Linked DNA regions of Mus musculus: region 1 is linked to region 2. Evidence: chromatin loops called from intact Hi-C (ENCODE). Cell type or tissue: left cerebral cortex. All regions are shown on one strand. Links, peaks and the distances in the headings refer to the core of each region. The heading gives the core; the rest is flanking DNA.

Region 1 (11,114 bases), core at 1,428-9,427, 1.4 Mb before region 2:
CACTGTACTAGGTTTCTATACTATCCCTCAAATATCTCTCAGTTCCACCTGACTTTCCCTGAATTCCCTCCCTCAATCCTATCTCCTCCCCTTCTGCCCCCACTTTATTTTCCCATTCTGTCTCCCACCCTGGTACACCCATGAAATCTGTTCTATTTCTCCCTCCTAATTATCTTTAAAAATGGGAGCTGGGCATGGTGGTATATTCAGCTAGACAAAGGCTAAGAGGATATGGTATGAACAGCATGTGTTTAAGGACAGCCAGGGCTACACCTTTACACAGGTAATATAGCAACATATGGAGGGGGAATATGTTCATTATATATTTGTGTGAAAATGTCCTTGTTTTATCAAACTTAGGATAATACAAATTAATGTGATGCCAGTCAACAGCCAAAGGGCTGTTAGAAATGACATGTATCCAGAAGGGCCGAGAAAGCCATGGCTGTTTGGAAAAGGAGAGCAGGGATGTGAGCTACTGCCTTTTGCATGGTTTCAGTGTGACCATATTTTCTGACAAGAGGGATACGTAGGAAGCATCCACAGGTCTTGAAATTCAACTGTTTGTAGGTATGTAGGTTCATTAGAAGTCTAGATGCAGAATAGTACCAGAGATAACATCAAGGTACCACCCCAGGCAGTGGTTAAATGGTGGTCCCACTGACATTGATTTAATGATCTTTGACACAAGCACACATCTGGAAAACAGTATCGGGGCTTGGGAGAGCCTGAGACAGATGCCTTTAGGGAGTTTTTAAACTGAAGAACATCAATGGATTTCCCTAGATAGTTGCTATCAGCAGTGTACAGTTTGAAATGAAATGTCCCCACAGGCTCATGGACTGGGGGCTTGGTTTCCAGAGGACAGACTCTGGGGAGGTAGTTAGGTCTTGACTTAATCAATGGATTGATCTTTCAATGGCTTCATAATCTAATGGATTCTTTGGAGATGGTGAAAAGTAGGGTCAGTTGGAGGATTGTTGGGTGCTTATGGGCATGCCCGAGACAGGTGTCTGCTTTCCTCTCGTTTCCTCATCCTCACTGCCTGGCTGCTGAGCCAACTTCTGTGCTGATCTGCTCTGCTCTATTTCACGATCCTGCTGCCACCATGGGCCTCACCACAGACCCTCAGCAGCACAGCAAGCTGACTGCAGACCAAAGCCTCTGCGGCCGTGAGCCAGATTCTCAGGGATTTGTCACAGCGATGAAATCACACAGGTGAGAAGGAGGCTGTGTGTAGGTGGCAAGCACTCCCAGAGGAGATGATGCCTCCGGTATCAGCCTCAAAAGGCAGGAACAACAATATGAACTAACCAGTACTCCCCAGAGCTCGTGTCTCTAGCTGCATATGTATCAGAAGATGGCCTAGTCGGCCATCAGTGGAAAGAGAGGCCCATTGGTCTTGCAAACTTTATATGCCTCTCAGTACAGGGGAATGCCAGGGCCATGAAGTGGGAGTGTGGGGGTAGGGGAGTATGGGGGGGAGGGTTTGGGGGACTTTTGGGGTAGCATTGGAAATGTAAATGAAGAAAATACCTAATTAAAAAAAAAAAGGCAGGAAGCCTGAAAGGTACCAAGGATGCTGCAGAAGCGAGTGGGCAGACTGTGTGGATGCTGAAGAGGTTTGAGGAAGAGTTTGGGAAATGGGGGTGCCCCCCAGGAGGAAAGAGGGAGAGAGAGAGAGGCAAAATAGAAAGGAAAACCTTTTCAAATTTCCATTTTCATATGCAAAACATAGGCATACTCTTACCGCTGCACTTGTCACAAGTGGGGTGGCACCTCTCACAGGTCTGGGCGTGTTGGTCTGCATAGTAGTGCTCAGGGCAAGCGCGGTGGCACTGTCCCTTGGAGCGTAGGAGAAAGAAAAATGTATCGCAAGACTGGCAGTCTGTGGGCCGTGGACCTCGGCATGACTTGCAGCTCTTGTCACACTTCTCACACCTACCGCTGGTGCTTTCTCCATAATATCTGTAACCAAGAGGGAAGCACAGGCATATGCAGTTGTCCTCTGGCAGCTGGACACCAAAACCCATGTGTGCACAGTCAGTCCCATGTGTAAAGTGCGGCAGCATCCACACCTCCTCTTTTATGCTTTCAATGATCTCACATTAGTTCTCAATGCGGTATAAATACTATGGGAATAATTGTTATGCTGTACTGGCTCAGAAATAATGACAAGGATAACAATCCTGTGTTCAGCACCAGATGCATTACTTGTGAGTATTTCCAGTCCTTGATCAGGTATGGAAGCCACGGACGTGGAGGGTTGAACAGGCTCTGCTTGAACCAAAAGCTGTGTCAGACAGGGTTCACACACCAGCCTGGCCTCTTCAGTCTCTTCATGCAACCTGACTCAGGAATCATTGACAAGATGCTAACAGATCTAGTGAGCGTGGGGTTGCTTACCTGTACACTGGGCATGGGGTTGCTCACCTATGTGTGTGAGCGTGAAGCTGGAAGCACCTATAAGGTTACTATCACACACAGTGGTGGCACAGCAGTCCTTTACCATCACCGTCACTTCCTGTTCCTCCTTTGACATCTCCACATTTAACTTTAACCTTTACTGAATCACACCCTGGATGGAAGACCTCTCCTCTCCTCTCCTCTCCTCTCCTCTCCTCTCCTCTCCTCTCCTCTCCTCTCCTCTCCTCTCCTCTCCTCTCCTCAAATGGGACTGAAGCCCCATAGAAGGAACATCAATGTGAACTACCCAGTACCCTCAGAGCTCCTTGGAACTATACCACCAATCAAAGAAAACACATGGTGGAACTTGTGGCTCTAGCTGTATATGTAGCAGAGAAAGGCCTAGTTGGTCATCAATGGGAGGAGAGGCCCTTGATCCTGTGAAGGTTCTATGCCCCAGTATAGGGGAACGCCAGGACCAGGAATGGGAGTGGGTGGTTGGGGAGCAGGGGGAGGGGAGGGGATAGGGGAGTTTCGGAGGGGAAACTAGGAAAGGGATTAACGTTTGAAATGTAAATAAAGAAAATATCTAATAAAAAACATTTTGAAATATGGGGTCACATGATTTATAATGGCCATTAAGGAATAGATGTAAACTCTTTTGAAAAGATTTTAGGAGACTCAATATTCTACCAATAACTGTCATTAACCTCTGCTGTATGTTTGATGGCTTCCTAGGGACTTTGGAAACATTTCATCCCATTAAGCATGGAAATGAGATATCAGAACCTGAAGGTTAGGTGCTTAGGGTCTCAAACAAGTATGATTTCAAATCAAGCAGTACTACCTAATGAGCTATGTACCCTTGGTGGGTAACTTGATATCTCTGTGTGTCATAGTCCTTATTTGTAATATAGGGCTAATGGTGGCAGCACAATTAAATACTAGAAAGTTGTTATACTAGTGGCTAGAACTCTATTAATAGTGTATATTTGTGTTTTTAAATATTTATTTATTTATTTATTTTATGTATGTGAGTACACTGTCACTGTCTTCTGCTGTGACCAGAAGAGGGCATCAGATTCCATTACAGGTGGTTGTGAGCCACCATGTGGTTGCTGGGAATCGAACTCAGGACCTCTGGAAGAGCAGTCAGTGCTCTTACACTCTGAGCCATCTCTCCAGTCCCCACTGTGTATATTTGTGTTAATTGTGAATTTTAAAATTAATTTTCACAACATACCTTCTAAGTTTATATTATAATCCCAAATATTATAGATCCAAAACACGTGGCTTAGAAAATTTAGACAACGTGCTTCAGGTCGAACAAGAGATGGTATGAAAAGCCTTATCTGTCAAACCACAATATAACACAGCAATGCTGAAGATACCTTCCAAATCAGACCAAGGTCTTAAGGATGCAGGCAGACATGGTGTGGTTTGTGTCTGCCTGCTGGGCATCAGCAGGTCCCAGGGATTAGCTCAGTAATACAAGGTTCAAGGATTTTGATGCAAAAACATCACTCCCAAATCCCTGTTAGTGGTAAACCAGCTCAGTGAACACGTGAAAACTAACAGCATGCTTACCATGGGGCTGAACCCTGCCTCTGTCTAGCAATCTGAAACAGTCACTTTATATCCCAGTGACCCAGCTCTGGCACAGTAATCCTCACTTCCCTCTGTACTTCCATGGTGAAGAATTGTTTCAGTTAGTCAATAGGACGACCAAGGTATTTGAGAGGCAATGCAGGGAAGAGAAATAAAAAAAGAAGTGAAACAGAACAAACATCAAGCAAAATCACATACAGCAGGAAACACGGGAGTGGGCTTAGAAGACTGGACTGTGGTCCTGTCTCCATAACACATCAGTAGCTTTATAGCTATGTGACTTCCAGCACATCAGTTAAACTCAGCCTCAGTTTCTTTTTCTGTAAAATGAAGGGACCAGTGTGTCCACCTCATGAGATTATCGTAGAATCAAAGAATTGTATAAAGAAGATATGTTAGTTGAAATGCTTTGCAAGCTGTATTGAAGATGCAAAGGTCCAGTAGAGACCATGAGTGGGAAACATTGATTCAACATAGGTTTTAAAAATTGTCAGAGAATAACACCAAAATAAAGAGAACAAGGAGCTTGCTGGAGTACATTAAATTCCATATGGTTGCTTGCTATGAGGACTATTTGTTTTAATGTAAGGTTGGAATCTTGTGAGCCTCACGGCCTTGAATAAGACCTTGTGAGTAAGCATGGAGGCTTGAGTCTTAAAGAACTTTCCATGAAGTCAAGACCAAATAATTACTTATTGTAGAAAGGTACAAAGAATTATACATCTGTCCGTCCAAGAAAAACACATTTAACCAGCATACCTTTGTATGTGGAAAACTGATTTTACCAAAGGAATAACTCCCCACCAATACTTCGCTAATACTCCCGTTCTTCCCTAGTAAAGAGAACGATGGCAGCCTGTGCTTCCCTCCCCCCACTCCTTCTGGTGACTCCACACAATGTGGGGCATCTTCTTATTGCTACGTTCTGCATTCTGTTGAGCTACAGGACTGCACACGCCTCATGAGTGTTGTAGAGCAGAGAGTGACCAGATCTGAGGAAGATGGAGATTGTCCCTGTACACCCAGATCTTTTAAGACTCTTCTCTGGTAGCCCCCACCTCTCCTCTTGCCTGGCGGGATCCAGCTATCAATGCTGGGCTGTGTGTGTGGTAGCACAAGTGAGAGAGAAGAACAAGGGTAAGCCTTTGAAGTACAAAGCGTGTGTTTTAAACTCAGCTTATCCAGATGGACAAGATGCTTTTGTCCCAACCCATGTAGATTCCATAAGTGAGTGAGTGAATGAGATACCCAGAGACGTGAGCCAATCAATATACAGCATTGACAGCAATGTAGCGTGCAGTCATCACTTAGGGCCGAAGGAAGGTACCAACCGGGGTTAAAACATCCAGGAAATGTCCTCCGATTTGGGTATGGGGCCTCTCAGGGCCCTCCCTGGGTTACTAATTGGGAAACAGTGGACAGGAGTGTGCAATGCTGGGAGAGAGCATGGTCCAGTCGATCCTTCTTTGCAGTGTTTGTAACCAGATTTGATATCCACACCAGAAGTTTTTCTTAGCAGCAAAATAATAGAATCTGCATTCACAAAATCATTTCCCCCCCACTGATTTTATATTAGCATTTCAGTTCAGTGTCAAGGTTGCTTTTGGAATCAAAGCTGTAAATTGTGGATGCTGGGCATTTGTGGAGGCCTGACAGGCTACAGAGGCCAAGGGGTGTTAATGGAGATGGTCCCTGAAATTGTTCCCTGTTAAGATCAGTGTCCCATTTGTACTGCCTAGGTTTTGCATACTAACCCTGAATCCCCTGAATCCATGCCCCCTCCGAAAACAGGAAAAAAACCCAAACAAACAAACAAACAAACAAACAAAAGCCCGTAAACCTGTATTAATGCTTGTCGGTCACTATGAGCAGAGGAGAAATTCTCTGCTTATGATTAGATATCTCTGGACTGTCAGTGAGGCCAGGCCCTGAGGATAAATAGTCACTTAGTCTGATGTAGTGTGCTCTCTCACTGGGACACACCGATTCTTTCTTTTTCTCTTCCTCTCCTGTAGCCTACTAGCAGGCAGGCTTCACAGTGGATCCCTGTGTTCTGAGCCCTATTTTCATCATCGGCAAATGGCTTGCCATCTGGAAGTGGCTGAAGGAGAATGTGCTGAACTCCTTACCCATCCCTGCATTGCAGCAAGCACTCCTTGCCCAGTTGAAACCAGCCAGGTCGGCAGGAGAGGCACTGCATGCTGTGTGGTCCTTCGCAGGTCCTGCAAGAGCTGTGGCAGAGCACACACTGCTGGCTGTCCTTGTCAGTGTGGTAGCCCTCTGGGCACTCTTTCACACAGGTTGTATCTGTGGAAAAAGGAAAGATGAGTCTTGACAGCACGCTTGACCGGTGGCTCCCACACCTGCTCTGTTCAGGGACGGAGGCATTGCATGCAGAGGGAGAGGGAGTCCCAGAGGCTGATTTATATCAGTGAAGCTGAGGTCAGCATGGACAGTCCATGACAGGCAGGATGGAAAGTGTGGGCTGGTGGCTATGGCAACTGAGGATTGTTGGGTACCTCCGCTCTAGTTTTCTACCATGGCTATAACAGTGACCATCAACTTTATGGTTTCGTGACAGAAACTGTTCATCTCGCTATGAAAGAGGCCAGAAATCTAAATGGGTGTACAGAGCTGCACCCCTTCTAGAGGCTGGCCGGGGTTCTGTTCCTCCCCTGTCGACTTTTTGAGGGCATCTGTGTTCATGAGCTCGGGAGCCCCTTCTCGATTTCAAGGGCAGTGTCCTCATTGTCGCTCTGATTCAGTCAACATACATCTACTACTAATTCTGCTCTTCTCAGACCCTGTGATTATGTCGGTCTCGTCTGTTTACATCAGCATAATCTCCCCATGCCAAGACCTTTTATTAAGCACAGCTACAAAGTCCCACACTATACACAAATTATATACTTGAAAGATTGAGCGATTAAGGTGTTACATCTTCAGGAGAGAGAGAATAATTAGTCTATCACGATCTTCCCCCAAACGATCTAGTTTATAAATTGCCCGTTTCTGGTGATGTGGGTCAGGACGGAGTGAGAGGAGCTGGTCAGCGTAAGTCCTGCGCCCGGCCTTTGGGAGGAGTCTCTGTATCAAGGCTTGACTTTAAATTAACTTTCCAGCTTAAGGGAAGGCCTTCTTCACTGATGAGATGTCTTTCTCTCTGTAAAAGTATCTGAGGAGACCCTAGATCAGTCATGACTAGAAAAGAATGTCCAAACAGGTGATATTGTATGAGAGATAAGGTTGGGTGGGCTATTTTATGAGGAATAATTTCTAGACAGGAAGGTAGCCAAACTAAAACGGGCAAAGAAGACTGTGAGAAACCAGAATGATAACGAGGATGTGTGACCCTGTATGTAACAGGGTACCATTATCTTTGCTAATGATATCCTACAAGAGAGGGAGCCTGGCCATCTGTTTTGACTTATAATATCTCCCTCTAATGTCTATTCTACTGATTGGGAAAACAGTGCCAATACTTTCTGGGCTTTCTGGTATTAATCTCTTTTTAATTAATTAATTGATTGATTAATTTGCGACAGAGTCTCATGTAGGCTGGCTTCAAACTTCTTACAACGCTAAGCCAGTCTTAGCTCCTCATCCACCTGTATTCACCTCTCACGTACTGGGATTACAAGTACATGTAATGATTTCCTGCTTATTCACTTTTTGGAGACAGGGTCTTGCTATATGTAGCCCAGACTGGCCCTGAACTTGAGATTCTCCTGTCTCAGCCTCTCCAGTACTAGGATTATAGGCATGGGACCGCGTACCTAGTTAAGATGAATAATTAATCAATAAACACTGAATTAAGAGGCAATTATGGTAAAGGGCAGAATAGCTACATGTTTGAGGTATCTGTCCACTACTTATTACTTGGGGATCAATGGAGAAACTGAATTATCTTGAGGAAAGAATCAATCTGCATGAATATTGCCGTGGAGAGGCAGGTGGATACCACACTACTCCAGACTCAGCTCTCAGAGGATACAACCTACTTCTTTTGGTTGAGAAGTCACACCCACTATCTAGACATGGAGGAGATACCTGCTAACTCAAAAGGGAGAATAGGGACTGAATTTTTCTCATGTCCAAAGCATAAAATACAAAAACAAATTGTCTTCCAGACTAAAGGCAAATGCATGAAGATCTTACCCTGGCCCTATCCTAAGAGGAGCTGGGACTATTTAATAGAACTGTTTAAAACCTTTTAGACACATGTATTTTATTTTATGTATATTTTTCCTGAATATTTGTATGTGTACCACATGTGTACCTGAACACTCAGAGATCGGAAGAGGACATCATATCTCCTGGGAATGGAATTAGAATGGTTGTGAGCCACTGTGGGTGTTGTGGATCAAACCCAAGTCTTTTCCTAGCGCATGTGCTCTGAATCACTGGGCCCATCTCTTCAGCCCCAATGATAGTGTATTAAAGAATTGTATCAACACAAATTTATTGGAATTGACAGTATCCTGTGTAAGAAAGCGTTCCTGTGCTATGAAACATATAGCAAAATGTTCATTGGAAAGAAACGGATATGTCTAACTTACCCCTCCATGTTTCAGAAAAGGGTAGATGGTAGGATTAGCAAACACTTGTACAGAAGGGGATGACGAAGATCAGGGATGGGCAAAGTGGGCAACGTGGGCAAAGTGGGCAAAGGGCAGAGTGTGATGTTTCTTCTATCATCCCATCGCCCATCGCATCTGTTTTTGCTAGGTTTAAAAATTTGTAAGAAATATGGAGAAAAGAGAGAGAGGGGGGAGGGGGAGGGGGAGGGGAAGAGAGAGAGGGGAGAGAGAGAGAGAGAGAGAGAGAGAGAGAGAGAGAGAGAGAGAGAGAGAGAGAGAGAGAGAGAGAGAGAGAGGAGAGAGAGAGAGAGAATGCCCAAGAGGTTCACAGCTGGCCTTGGGCATAATAAGCATTACAACTTACTGAGAAGAAAAGTCTCTCTGGGACAGGTATAGCACTGGTCCTCAGAAGGCCCTGAGCAGCGGGAGCATTTCTTGTGACACGGCTGGCACCTGTGGGAGCCCTCATCCCAGTACTCGACGGCTGCACACTCCTTGGGTGCCGTGCAGACATCATGCACTACTGTGAAGCCTTCCCGACAGGCCAGGCAGGTCCAAGCTGATGAGCAGATCAGGCAGGACTCGGGGCAATCTGCAAGCACGGCAGGCAAACAAGTAGGGTGAGAGACAGGCATGGCTGGGACACCCCTCTAAGAAATGAATTTCTTTCTCTTGGAGGCTTCTAGGGCTCTGTGCCAAGGGAATGGGGTCATGGTCACGCCACACTGTGAGAAAGGTCGCACATTAGTATGTGGCCTTTCTACCGTCAAAGTCCCTGTTGTCATGGTCTTTCCATAATCTCCCAGAATACCTCTATCAAATCACTAGTGAAGTAATTGTTGGAGTGTATAATAATTGCCCAATGGTAAAGGGCATCTTTGGTGTCCACTGCAATGCACAGTGCCAGTGTGAGAGGGCCTGCATACAACAGGGGCTTGCTTGGCAGATATGTTAGACAATCAGTGGTGCAACAGTTCACTCTTAGAGTCAGTAACCAGTATCCTCTCTACTTGGAATCCTTTTCTTGAGGACACGTGACGGTTTCTTCCTATATTGATTGCTCCCTCTCTTTGGTGGTATCTTATAAAACATCTCTTAAATTTCAACTGCTCCTTGCTCCTTTTCACACCCTCACTTTGCTCTCCTACTTGTTTCTCTTGACTCACTCTCCTCAGCGTCTTCCTTTCCAAATAGAGCGTGAGCTCTGTGAGAGCAGAGGTTCTGTGTGCGCCACTCTCCAGGCTTGGAGCCGCACACAGCACACAGAGGATGCCCTCAGCTTCCCTGGATGAGCTGATGGGCTTTACTGTTAGGTTCACCATCTCATTCTCTCTGCATCAGAGAATTAGGACCAAAGATGCTAAGCCACTCAGCTAGAAAATGATGGAATCAGCCATGGATTGTGGCACACATTTGTAACCCTAGCCCTTGGGAGTCTAAGGCAAGAGGAGGGCTAGCTTAAGGACAGCCTATGTGACATAGGAAGATTCCATCTGAAGGTTGGGGGAGACAGACTGGGATGGGAATCTAGACCCTTAACAAATGCTCTTGCTAGCTTAGACCCCGGGGCTCATGGAAGGTGTAATCCATCCCAGGGCTTTAGAAAAACCTGTCTCCTGGAATGCTTTCCTCTTTCATTTCAGAAATCATCTCATAACCTACAATTTGTTTTTCTGTATCCTGGCAACTAAAAAGAGACGAAGATAGATTAATGCCCACTTGAAAATAAGGGTGCTGAGGAAACTGCAGATCCTGTCTCCTTTCTTGTTTTATTGCTTCATTCAGTGCTAAGAGTGGAGTACAGGAACCTCGTTAGGCTAGGCAAAGCCTTTACTCCCTGCTGCTCTCCAGTTCCAGCAGTCCCCTTCTAAAACATGTAGTCACAGAACTGACAAATGGAAGATGAGTGGGGACTTGGGCTAGGAAGAGCTGAAGAGAAGGAGGGTGGTCATGAAGAGAGGAGAGAGGAAAGGGAGATGACAGGCATAGAGGAAGTCTTCCATGGGACCTTTTACTAAGTATATGAACTCATTGGTGGCCTAAACACCCAAGGACAGGCTTTAAAAGCTCACCTGCTCTTGAAAACCTTTACATGGAGAATCCTTTTCAATGGGCATGTGCCATTACTAGGGTCATGTAATCTGTAACTAGCCAGATTCACATGCTCAAAGCTTATGCATGATGTATTTTAAAAATGAACTCTCATTCAAAATCTCTTGCCTTGAGCAGGGAAGTTAAGAGTGTTCTGAGAGCTGTGGCTGAGCACCATGGCAGCCTTAGAGTAGGCTTTGTGCAGACAAGCTCCCCAGCCTCCTTTGTCAGTCATGCAGCCCAGAAAGTCTTACCTCTGCATTCATCATTCTCTTCTTCTTTGTAGGTTCCCTCAGGGCACTCATCCAAGCACAATCCATTGTGGAGAGCCTTAGAAGTATCAGCACAGACCTTACAGTCATCTTCCTTGGGGCCATTGCACTCCAGACAGTTTTTGTGGCAGGGGACACACTGGCGCATGTCAGGGTA
Region 2 (11,114 bases), core at 1,903-9,902:
TTCTATGCTACACAGGTAGAGCATGTAAGCAAAGAAAAGTATTCCATTTCTGCTTCAATGACAAAGTCATCATGTCCGACAACTCTTTCAGCATTGCTTTGGGAAGTGGCAGCATAGATTGCCTTATGACTTGAAGCCTCCATTAACACTGCTACACACCCTTAAGCTTCTCATCGATAAATGACACACATTTAGAATTAGTGTTGATGGGACAGATGGATGGCTCAGTGGGCAAAGGGACTTGCAGCCAAGCTTGGCAACCTGAGTTCAAATCCCAGACCCTGAATTAAGGAGAAGAGAATTGATTCAAACAGACTGTCCTCTGACTTCCACACGTGTTCTGCAACACGTGTTTACCCCCCCAAAAAAAGTAAAAGGTTTTTGTTGATCTTCTCTGCTGCACCCCACTTGTCATCTGTCACCATTCAGTGGCTGTGGGCAGTTTTGCTAAGCTTCTTATGTGTGTTCTCCACTGGGATGTAGCCACTTCCCCAGCAGCCAAGGGTCACAGCCAGAAGTTCAGGATGCTGTGAACAATTTCTCTGCTCTTTGCCTCCACTCTGACCTTGACTCATAAAGCTGCCCTTTGCCCCAAGGTGTGGTAAACATCTTCTCTGGTGCTTATCTTGAATGAAGTGCCTTTAACATCTTATCTGGTGTGTTTTGGTGTATATGGTGTATCTATTTAATTGCCTATTTAAGTATTATTTATTCATCAAGTACTGAATGAAGACTGTGACTAGTGTTTTTTTTTTGGATGTGTTGGTGACTGGACATCTGTGAATTCTGATGCCTGGAGATCTATCTCACCTGGGTCATTAAGGAGCTTAGTTATTACTCCTATTTAGGTGTGTGTGTGTGTGTGTGTGTGTTTCCCTCTCCTTCCTTCCTCCCTTCTTTCTAGTTCCATCTTGAATCCTTGGAATCCAGGAAGTTTTGTGCATTCCATTGGCTAGAGAAAGCATGAGGACTCTCTTAAAAGCCTGGGCTAGTCCTGTGGTTACATTTCTTTCTGTCAGTCCAAGGTCCAAACCAATCAAAGAGAAGGAGCACAGTGATGTCCTTGCTCCTAGAGATAACACAAAGCCTGGGGCAGAGGTACTCTGCTTGGAAAAGTCCCCATTTGTCTGTGCAGGCCAGGTTTCCTGTGCTGCTTGAAGATAAACGGGGACAAAAAGCTGTTCCTTACCCAGCTTCTCAAAACGTACACGCAGACCTCCCAGGATGGAGATGGTCATTTGCCGGTGAATACAGTGCCGCTTTTGGTTCTGGCGGATTCTGTAGAAAGATGGATTCATCATCACTGAAGGTGCTGTCTGTGGAGAACTCTCGCTTTCCTCTCAGAACCATTCTCAAAGGAGACTCAGAGTTTCTTCACAGAATGGAATTTACGTGTGCCCTCTTAACATTAAAAAAAAAAATAGTAAATTCTTGAACCCCCCTGACTAGTGTCCCTTTAGAGCAGTTGCTCCCCCAGGTGGTTTAAATGTGGTCCTCTCAACTGATTAATTCAGTGAATATTGAAACTAAGGCAGATGTGGCCTCAGCCATGATGGGATTATTTTCAAGAAACTATCCACAAAACTTTAGCATTTTTCAGTCTGAAACACTTAGTGAAATAGTTGTTTGAGTACATTCTATTATGAATGGCTTCTGATCATAAAAACAATTTTTTTAACTCGTTGGGTTCATTTTAAGCAGAAATTATTGACTACACTTGTCTAGCTACTTTCACTCCTCCCACAATTATTATTAATTTTTTGCCTGGCAGATTTGGAGGGCTATCTAAGACTTCATAATGCTAATTAGGCAAATGTAGTTGATTAGTGGAGGAACATGGTTTAACAATGTATATACTGGGAAGAAGCTGGGGTCAGCAATATAAGCAGATGTGGCTTAGTGTGTCTTTGTGGTGCTAAGTTTATAGCAGTAAAGGGCCTTTTTGTTCCGATGGGGAGCCAAAGCTGTGTTATCAGATACTGTGTTTCCTCTGAGATTTCATTATCCACCCCTTGAGCGTGTGTGTGTGTGTGTGTGTGTGTGTGTGTGTATGTGTTGCACTGTCTTGCTATGGTTCCCAGGATGGCTTTGAATTTCTGGACTCACGTGATTTCTTCTGCCTCAACTTTCTGAGTACCTACGATTGCATGGACCCACATCCATGCTAAGTCAGAACTCTTTTGGGAACTTTCCCCAGGCAAAATACGTTTTTAAAGAGAAATTGAAATTGCTCAACTGCTAGTCTCTTAAAGCACAGCCTCTGTGGCTCAATCTAGCCCAGGAATAAGCTGCATGAAGACAATAGAGTGGCAAGCCCAGGGAGGAAAAGGAATGACCCTTCTCAGTAGGGCTAACAGTGAGGATTAGGAATTGGTAACAGCTAGATGGGGCATAGGAATCTGTAACAGCTGGATAAGGCACAGAGGCAGGACGTCACGAGGCAGAGGGTAAGCAAGGCCAGTGACGTGGTTTGGCTAGACTTGTAGTTAGGGAGGGTACTGGACAAGCAGGGAGTGTTTACAGGCATGTCTGGAAACACAGAGGATTGTGAGACTCTTGTATGTCTTGTGAGACAACATCACACTATTTTACTCACTAGAGAACCCTTGAATGCTTATGGCCAGCATAGTGAGACAAGCAGCTGGTAGGAGAATCACTCCCTTCATTTCGTAGGGTAGTTTCATAAGAAGATAGGCTATGTTATAGCTGTCTCCTGAGAGGCTCTACCAGTGCCTGACGAATACAGAGGTGGATGCTCTCGGCCAACCATTGGACTGAGCACAGGGTCCCCAATGGAGGAGCTAGAGAAAGAACTCAAGGAGCTGAAGGGGTTTGCAGCCCCATAGGAGGAACAACAAAATCAACCCACCAGACCTCCCAGAGCTCCCAGGGACTAAACCACCAACTAAAGAGTACATGCAGAAAGACCCATGGCTCCAGCTGCAGATGTAGCAGAGGATGGCCTTGTCGGCCATCAATGGGAGGAGAGGCCCTTGGACCTGTGAAGGCTCAATGCCCCAGTATAGGGAATGCCAGGACCAGGAAGTAGGAATGGGTGGGTTGGTGAGGAAGGGGAGGGGGGAGGGGGGGAGGGGGTTTTCGGAGTGGAAACCAGGAAAGGGGATAACATTTGAAATGTAAATAAAGAAAATATCTAATAAAAATGCAAAAAAAAAAAAAAAAAGACAGACTAGAATCAAGAAGAAAATAGACCAGCACAGCCATCAAGTCCATAAAGGATAAGGATGTCAGCCTGGATCAATAGCAAAAGATGTGGAAAGGAGAAAAGGGATTTAAAATGAATAACCAGTTGAGCAGGCAAGAGAGAGACAGCAAGCATGACTGAGAATTAGTGGGTTACAGCAAGGCCAGCTGCATTATTATACACCTCAGGCCCATCTGCCCAGGGATGGCACTGCTCACAGTGGGCTGGGCCTACCTACATAGATCAGCAATCAAGAACGAGTCCCCCTCACATTCCCATGGGCCAATCTGATGGAGGCAATTCTACTTGAGAGTCCCCTTTCTCAGGTCTTTCAAGTTGCTAACCAAGATTAGCTGTCTCAACAAGACATAATGATGGCAGCCTGTGGTGGTGAATGACTTTAAATACAACACTGGAGACCTAGAGGCAGGTGGATCTCTAAAGCTCCAGGCCAGCAAGGGATATATAGTAAGGGTATATAGTAAGACTATGTCTCAAAAAGTGTGTGTGTGTAGATATAGTTAGTATTGTTTGTTATTCTTTATTGGTGGCAGAAGATCAGGAAATTGAACCAAAAGCCTACCACTGAGTTCCACTCTCTAGTCTACAAGATTGTTGCTTATTTTTCAGAAAGACTATGATTTGGAAAGAGGCCCTGATGAGAAACCGGATGAACCTCTGCATTTAGACTTAAGAAATGTGCCCCAGAGCCTCCCCTGGACCCGGAGAGTCTACGAGTTCTACAGCGCTCCGTTTGTCAAGTTTTGGTTCTACACGGTTGGTCGCAGTACAATAGTGTTGATGATAATTAATAGCTCATAATATTGTTACTAATGCAGTGTCTCATTTGCTCACCTGAGATAAAAAATTTCATCACATTTTAGCAATTTCACTTAAAAAGAAGGAGAGTTGACAAAGTAGGCAGGTGGGAGAGTTGGAAGAAGACAAGGAAAGTGTGGATGGGGAGACTGGCTGCACTTTAAGAATCCTGAGGAATCCCTTTCTCACCAACCTTGTCCTCTTGCTACTTTTCTTCCTCTTGTTTTTAATTTGGCAAAGGCTTTCAGTCTATGTCCTCGCCAGCCTGGAAATCACTGGGCAGATGTAGATTAGGTTGGCCTGTAACTTGTAGTCATGCTCCTGCGACTGCCTCCTGATGTTGAAATTGCAGGTGTTGAGACCAGTCTCAGATTTGTTTTTCTCTTGGCATGCTTAGACACAGCAAGGCAAGACTGAGCAGTTGGAGTGTTTAAGTACAATGATCTTAACAGTCCTGAGTGTTGTGTTGAATGGTGTTTTTTTTTTCCCTACCTTTCTTAGGCAAAATAAATCATTAATCGATAAAAATTATGAGCTGAACCAATTGTTTTGTAGGAATAGTATCTTTTGGTTGGATTGTTTTCAATAGCATAAGCTTTGAATGTAAGCAGATTATTTAAAGTTGAGAACATGAGTTGTTGGATCAAACGTCAATCTTCTGTGGAGAGTGGCCATTCAGTGAAAGCATACAGATATCGAGTGCTTCTCATATTTATTTAGTAGCATATATTTTTCTAATGCTTGTCTATACTTAGATTCTGCACAGTCAATGTTTTGTATTCCAAAGACATTTGAACTTTTAATAGAACAGGATGTCTATTCAAATCCACATAATATATAACTTCAGAATATTGACTTGGCAACCACATACTTATTGCACATAATAAATATATAGCTCATAATGACAGTTATCTGTTTCTAAATGTTAATCCTAGGACCTGGGAGATGGCTCGGTAGGTACAGGGCCTGGAGCTTACAACACAGCGGGTAGACCCAGGTTCCGATTCCCAGCATCCACGTGAAACACTAGTCATGGTGCAGCATTTCTGATTCCAACACTGGGGAGGTAGAAACAGATAAGATCCCTTGAGCTTACTGGCAAGTTAGTCCAGCTATATTAGTGAGTTCCAAGTTTCAGTGAACATCCACGACTCATAATAAAACAGAGATGGTTCAACAAGATGACTCCCAGGCAAGAATACTTGCTGCTAAGCTTGACTATATGACTTTGGCCTCAGAGCCAAGGTAGGAGGAGAGGACTGACTCCTATAAGCTATGCTTTGACTTATACACTTGAGTTATGGTCTGTGTGGACTTGCACCATGCACCTAACACTTTGCCTGATAGCCAGTAGACTCTGTCAGCTATTGTACATTGTACCTAGATGACTAATCTCTTCATGTGTACATAGTCATATGGGTGCGTAAGTGCAGCTGCACATGTATGAATGTGAAGGCCAGATGTTGAAATCAGGTTCCATCCTTGATTGCTTTTTACCTTTAACAAAACATTTATCAAAAAAAAAAAAAAAACCAAAACCAAAACCAAAAACAAACCAACAACAACAAAAAAACCCAAACATCTATCTATCTATCTATCTATCTATCTATCTATCTATCTATCTATCTATCTATCTATCTATCTATCGTGTGTGTACATATGTAGGTACCCCTAAAATGCAGAAGACAGTTCCAGATACCCTGGAGCTTGAGTCACAGGTAGTCTGAGCTGGCCAAGATGGGTGCTGGGAGCTAAATTCAGTCACACAAGCAAGATCAGTTAACTGCAATCCATCTCTCCATCTCTCTTGCCAGAATAACATTTTAATCACTATACACTAACTTCCCTGTGGTAGGGACTGTCATCTTACTGTGAAGATAGGCATCCAGGGACACTGCTTGTCTTGGCATACATTTATTTTCTAAGCTGGAACTAGAGGGAAGGCATAAGACCCTTATCTGGTTTGCTGCTAGCTCACAGTATGCATGCTGCAATGGTTAGTGCTAATAGGATAACGTCTCCTTCTTGTACCAGTCTTCTGTTCCTAGACAGGAGATGCTTATGCATTCCTTGACAGGATGTAACCCATTATCAGAAGTGGTCCCTGTGATATTTTCATGTTGTCCTGTAGAAGTTCATGTCTGTGCTTCTTCTGGGCTCTGTCTGCCCTTGCTTGACATCCTTTGTGGTCACTTGAGCTCACGTCCAGGGAATGTGTGTCCCTCACAGATGGCTTATTTGGCATTCCTCATGCTGTTCACTTACACAGTGTTGGTGGAGATGCAGCCCCAACCCAGCGTGCACGAATGGCTTGTCATCATCTACATCTTCACCAATGCTATTGAGAAGGTCAGGGAGGTGAGTGGTCCTTTGAACTGTGTCTTCTGCACAACCCAGAAGAGGTGTTGTTGGCTCTGGGGATGAAAGTGGACTCATGTCAAGTATGTGAGGGGAAAGAGAACACACCGATTCCGATTATCTACAAGCAGGTTGCTCTGGAGATGTCTGGTTTTATTCCTGGTTCTTGCCAAAGACTTTGTGCTGACCTTTGAAAGCAGCCATTTTGAAGCACAATCTTTATGTATTACTCAGGGAGCAATGGGCAATGTTATCTATTTGCTAATGAACTCTCCAACTGATTGCTTCCCACAATGTAGTTTTCTTTGTGGTCTGAATTTTTAATAACCTAGACTTACTATCTACTGTCAGTTTTACCATATAAGTGACACATGAATGGCTAAAGGTGCAAAATATATAAGGAATATATTCACAGCATGGTGAAGTTTCTGGTAAACACCCTTGTAAATGGATGCTGAATATCTTTCTGGGAGAAGGAGTCTAAGAAACAAAATTAAGCATTTTCATTTCTACCTTGCCACTGGTCACTAAATGCAGTTGTAAATATAATCCCAAGTAGTTAGGACTTCAACTGTCCTAGCTATGTGTCCATGTCTCTGCATGTCTCTACACTTGTCTCGTTCCAGTGGTAATTTGGCCAACACTCTATGGTAAGTGTCTTCTTAGCGATTATATTGCATTGTCTGCTAATGAAGTTTATAAAAGAGAAATTCAATCTAAATTCTACCACGATTTTTACATTTTGGGGAAAACAGGCTTGCTATTTACATTGCAGTTTACATTGCCTGCTATAATATTATAGCAGTGTGCCTGCTATAATATTGCAAGGGAAGTTTCTTAACACTAGTGGGTTGCAACAGCACATTCTTAGCGGTTTGCCAAAAGCTTACTGGGTAGCATCTTAGGACTAGATTACAGGACAACTTGGATTCTTGTCAGTGTCCTCTGCCCTCAGCTCATGAATGAGAATCATAGGCAGAGGCATTGCTGTGCTGACTTCTGAAATGTCCCATGCTTGCTCTGCCCTCACATAGAATCCGTGAAAGCTCCAACAAAATTCTTTCTTTTTGCCATTTCTAGTTTGTCTCTCAAATGGTGGCTAGGATTAATGGTAGTAATGCTAGATACTGAGGTTAATTCTTCATTAATTTTAACTAACAGGCATTAAATATATATTTATAGGATGGTTTAAATAATTCAATTAGCAAGGGTTCCATGATTCTCAGATCGGCTTGGTATGTAAAATTTGGCAGGAGTTGGCTTACTATTTAAATGACAGGTTAATGCATTTGAAAAAGCTATTGATAGTATTCCCCTTTTGCTACGGGTTTGAGGACCGACCCCAGGGCCTTGTGTGTTGGAGGCAAGTGCTCTGTAACATTACTGCACCCTCAGCCAGATCCCCTTCTTTAAAATTTTCTCTCTCTCTCTCTCTCTCTCTCTCTCTCTCTCTCTCTCTCTCTCTCTCTCTCTCTCTCTCTCTCCAATTAGATCTGCATTTCAGAACCAAGCAAGTTTAAGCAGAAGGTGAAGATGTGGCTCAGTGAGTACTGGAACCTCATGGAAACTGTGGCTATTGGCCTGTTTGCTGTTGGCTTTGGCCTACGGTGGGGGCATCCACCTTTGCAAACTGCAGGGAGACTCATCTACTGCATAGACATCATATTTTGGTTTTCTCGGCTCATGGACTTCTTTGCTGTGAATCAACATGCAGGTCCATATGTGACCATGATTGCCAAAATGGTGAGTGCACCCTCACTTTAAACACAAGCACCCCCCCTTTCAGTAGTTCCACTGCATGGTTCATATTCCATACTTTAATCTTCTCTCTTGTGATATATGAACGTGTGCACATGTTTGTTTGTGGCTGCCCTCACCTGTGCTTGCCTCTGTAGAGGGCAGAAACCAACGCCGGGTGTCTTCCACTATTCCTCTTGTCTTATTTTTTTCTATTGCTGTGAAGAGACACCATGACCAAGGCACGAGAGGAAGAATTTAATTTGGGGGCCTATGGCTCCAGAGGATTAGAGTCTGAGACCATCTTGGTGGGGAGCATGGCAACAGGTAGTCAGGGATGCCACTGGAGCAGTAGGCATGGGAGCACTAGGCATGGGAGCACTAGGCATGGGAGTACTAGATAGCTCACTGTGAATGATATGGGCTTTTAAACTGTGAACTCAAATTGTGCCCACTCAAATTGACACACATTCTCCAACAACAGCACACTGCCCAGTCGTTCCAAAACAGTTCCACCAACTGGGGACTTACATTAAAATATATGAGCTGATCAGGGCTATTTGCATTCAGATCACCATAGCTCTCTACCTTATGTTTTGAAACAGAGGACTCTTATTGATCTTAATGCTCATTTTGATCTAGACTGTCTGGCTAGTGAGCTCCCAGGAGCCACCTGTTCCCCCATTCCTTGCCCACCTTTTAAGTGCTGTCTGGGACTCTAATCTCCGGTGCAGTAAGCGTGTTAACACCGAGCCATCTCCCCAGTGCACTAAGTCTGTAATTGTTTCTAGAAGCACTGAGACTCATTTCTGACTAATCATAAACTTGTATATAAACATGGGCTTGGGTAGTTAATAGGAACACTTGGTTTAGCCTTTTGTGAGGGGTAGCCATATGGGATTGAGTCACATGGTTCTTTACTTGTATAAGGCTACCACCAAGAATGTATTCTCTGAAAGTGCTTTATTTGAAATCACTTCCTCTTAGGCTTAAGTAGTAGTAACTAGGCACCACATACTATAGGAGATACTTTGGATGCATTAACTCATGTAATATTTTTCGCAACTTTATGAATTAAATAGTACCTACTTTTTACATACAAGGAAACAGAAGTTAAGTAGATTCACTCATGAGCATATGTTGGGGATCCAGGTTCCCACTGTGGGTGGCCTGGCTCTAGTCTATCCTCCGAGCTTGCTGGACATTCTGCCAGCTTTTGCCCTCTGGAATTTTGAAACTACACAAAGATCTACTGTCTAGAAGTCCAACCCCAAGATTATCTTGGCATTTATTTCTAGAATACAAAGAAAGGTGATGTTCTGGAGGCTCAGGAGGAGTACAGAAAAAAAGACAGAGGAAGAGGGACCAGAAGGATTTAGGAAGGACCTTCTGCTACTGCTTCCAGCTCCCACCTCCCCTACTACTTTTCTTCTGCTTCCTTTGTCCTCCTCCTCCTCCTCCTTTTGGCAGGTCTGGGAGTTGAACTTAGGGCCTCATGCATGACAGGCAAGCACTCTACTGCTGAACCCCAGGGCAGCCCTCAGATTTTCTTCTTTCTTACCATTTTTTCTCTTAGACCATACAGGCATCATTTGATTTTAAAAATGTCATATTTATTAGAGGTTAGACAACCAGTGCACCTCAGTGGTTAGGCACAAGTTCCTTCTCCCAGAAGCTAGAGTTCTCTAAGTACTGACTCCAGAATGCAGAATTGCCCATTTGTGTGGCATACCCATGCAACATAGCCCCTTCCTGAGTCTTCTTTGGCAACAAGAAGAGTGACAAAGTCCAGCAGGGTTTAGCAGCTCAGGCCAGGTTATTGCTGTCATTCTTTAGCCCGTTGGCTACTTGAATCTTGTAGCTACCACTCAATAAGATAAGAAATGTGGAGAGAGTGGAAATATTGGTGACTTCTTAGTCTGCCATGGTGAACAAGTGAGTTGTGTTGCTGTATTTGAAAACATAGGAGGAAACTGGTATAATCAATTTTTAAGACACCTCATAAATCTGTGAGGGAATCCTGGGAACATGTAGTAGAATAATTTGAATATACCATTATCCTTTTAAAGTTTTTCTAATTAAATCTTTGATGTCATTGGCCAACTTTGGGTGCTAGTTTGATTGCTGCTTACAGAAGGCGTCTGTGCTGATGACCGCGAGGGCTTGATTTGTGATAAATTCAAATTTGTGTTGTTGTGCTGTGCTGTTTTGCAGGCAGCAAACATGTTCTACATTGTGATCATCATGGCCATTGTCCTGCTGAGCTTTGGCGTGGCGCGCAAAGCTATCCTCTCACCGAAGGAGCCTCCTTCATGGCGCCTGGCTCGTGACATCGTCTTTGAGCCGTATTGGATGATGTATGGAGAAGTCTATGCTTCAGATATAGATGGTACATATGAGGTTTTGCCTTCACTCAGAATCAGAACCCATGGAGATACTCAGAATAAAAGCAAATCCGGAAAGCAGTCACAAGAATCCTTTCAATGTGAAAAGTTTGTGGTATTCTCGGATGTTAAGGGGTCAAATATTTGCAGAGATCCCCAGGGCTGTGGCTTATCTCCTCTCACTTTTAAATTCTTTCTTTGTAGTTTGTTCAAATGAGACTTCTTGCCCTCCGGGTTCTTTCCTGACTCCATTCCTGCAAGCTGTCTACCTCTTTGTGCAATACATCATCATGGTGAACCTTCTGATTGCCTGTTTCAAGTAGGTAACTTTGATGAAATACAATTATTTTATTTACCAAAACAGGGGAGCAGCTATATTGAGTATATTCCCACGCGTGTTGGGTATGTGACCTTTTGTCCTTACGTGTGTTCCATGTTTGATTGCTGTGGCTTTAAAGCAAGGGTGTGAAACTATTGGTAGGAAAGAAGTCAAACTCATAGGCAGCAACATTGCAGAAGTCACAACTGAAGCACACACAACGAGAGGAGATTCAAGCTGTTACTGCATAGTTGGAGTTCTGCAGAATGGGAGGGTTGGAGTTGACAGCCCA

What was found. A loop is a pair of places that touch in the nucleus more often than their neighbours do. Peaks named below come from ENCODE experiments on the same cell type or tissue, not always from the same donor. Only the 100,000 strongest peaks of a DNase experiment are listed, where the experiment ranks them.
Region 1: it touches region 2 in a loop (2.8-fold over the local background); 8 of 42 quality-filtered maps call a loop at or near these places.

Annotation. Positions count from the first base shown.
Region 1 is chr19:17,445,725-17,456,838 of GRCm38, forward strand. Pcsk5 (proprotein convertase subtilisin/kexin type 5) reads right to left here. Exons shown (of 38, transcript NM_001190483.2): 32 at 10,940-11,114; 33 at 8,959-9,186; 34 at 6,144-6,321; 35 at 1,751-1,968. Among named protein-coding and RNA genes, the nearest start is that of Rfk, 57 kb to the left of the region's middle. In left cerebral cortex, for the core only: no CTCF peak of the experiment used is centred there; a DNase peak (open chromatin) is centred at 6,081.
Region 2 is chr19:18,819,498-18,830,611 of GRCm38, forward strand. Trpm6 (transient receptor potential cation channel, subfamily M, member 6) reads left to right here. Exons shown (of 39, transcript NM_153417.2): 19 at 3,836-3,982; 20 at 6,254-6,382; 21 at 7,874-8,125; 22 at 10,334-10,508; 23 at 10,708-10,822. Among named protein-coding and RNA genes, the nearest start is that of Gm41814, 75 kb to the left of the region's middle. In left cerebral cortex, for the core only: no CTCF peak of the experiment used is centred there; no DNase peak of the experiment used is centred there.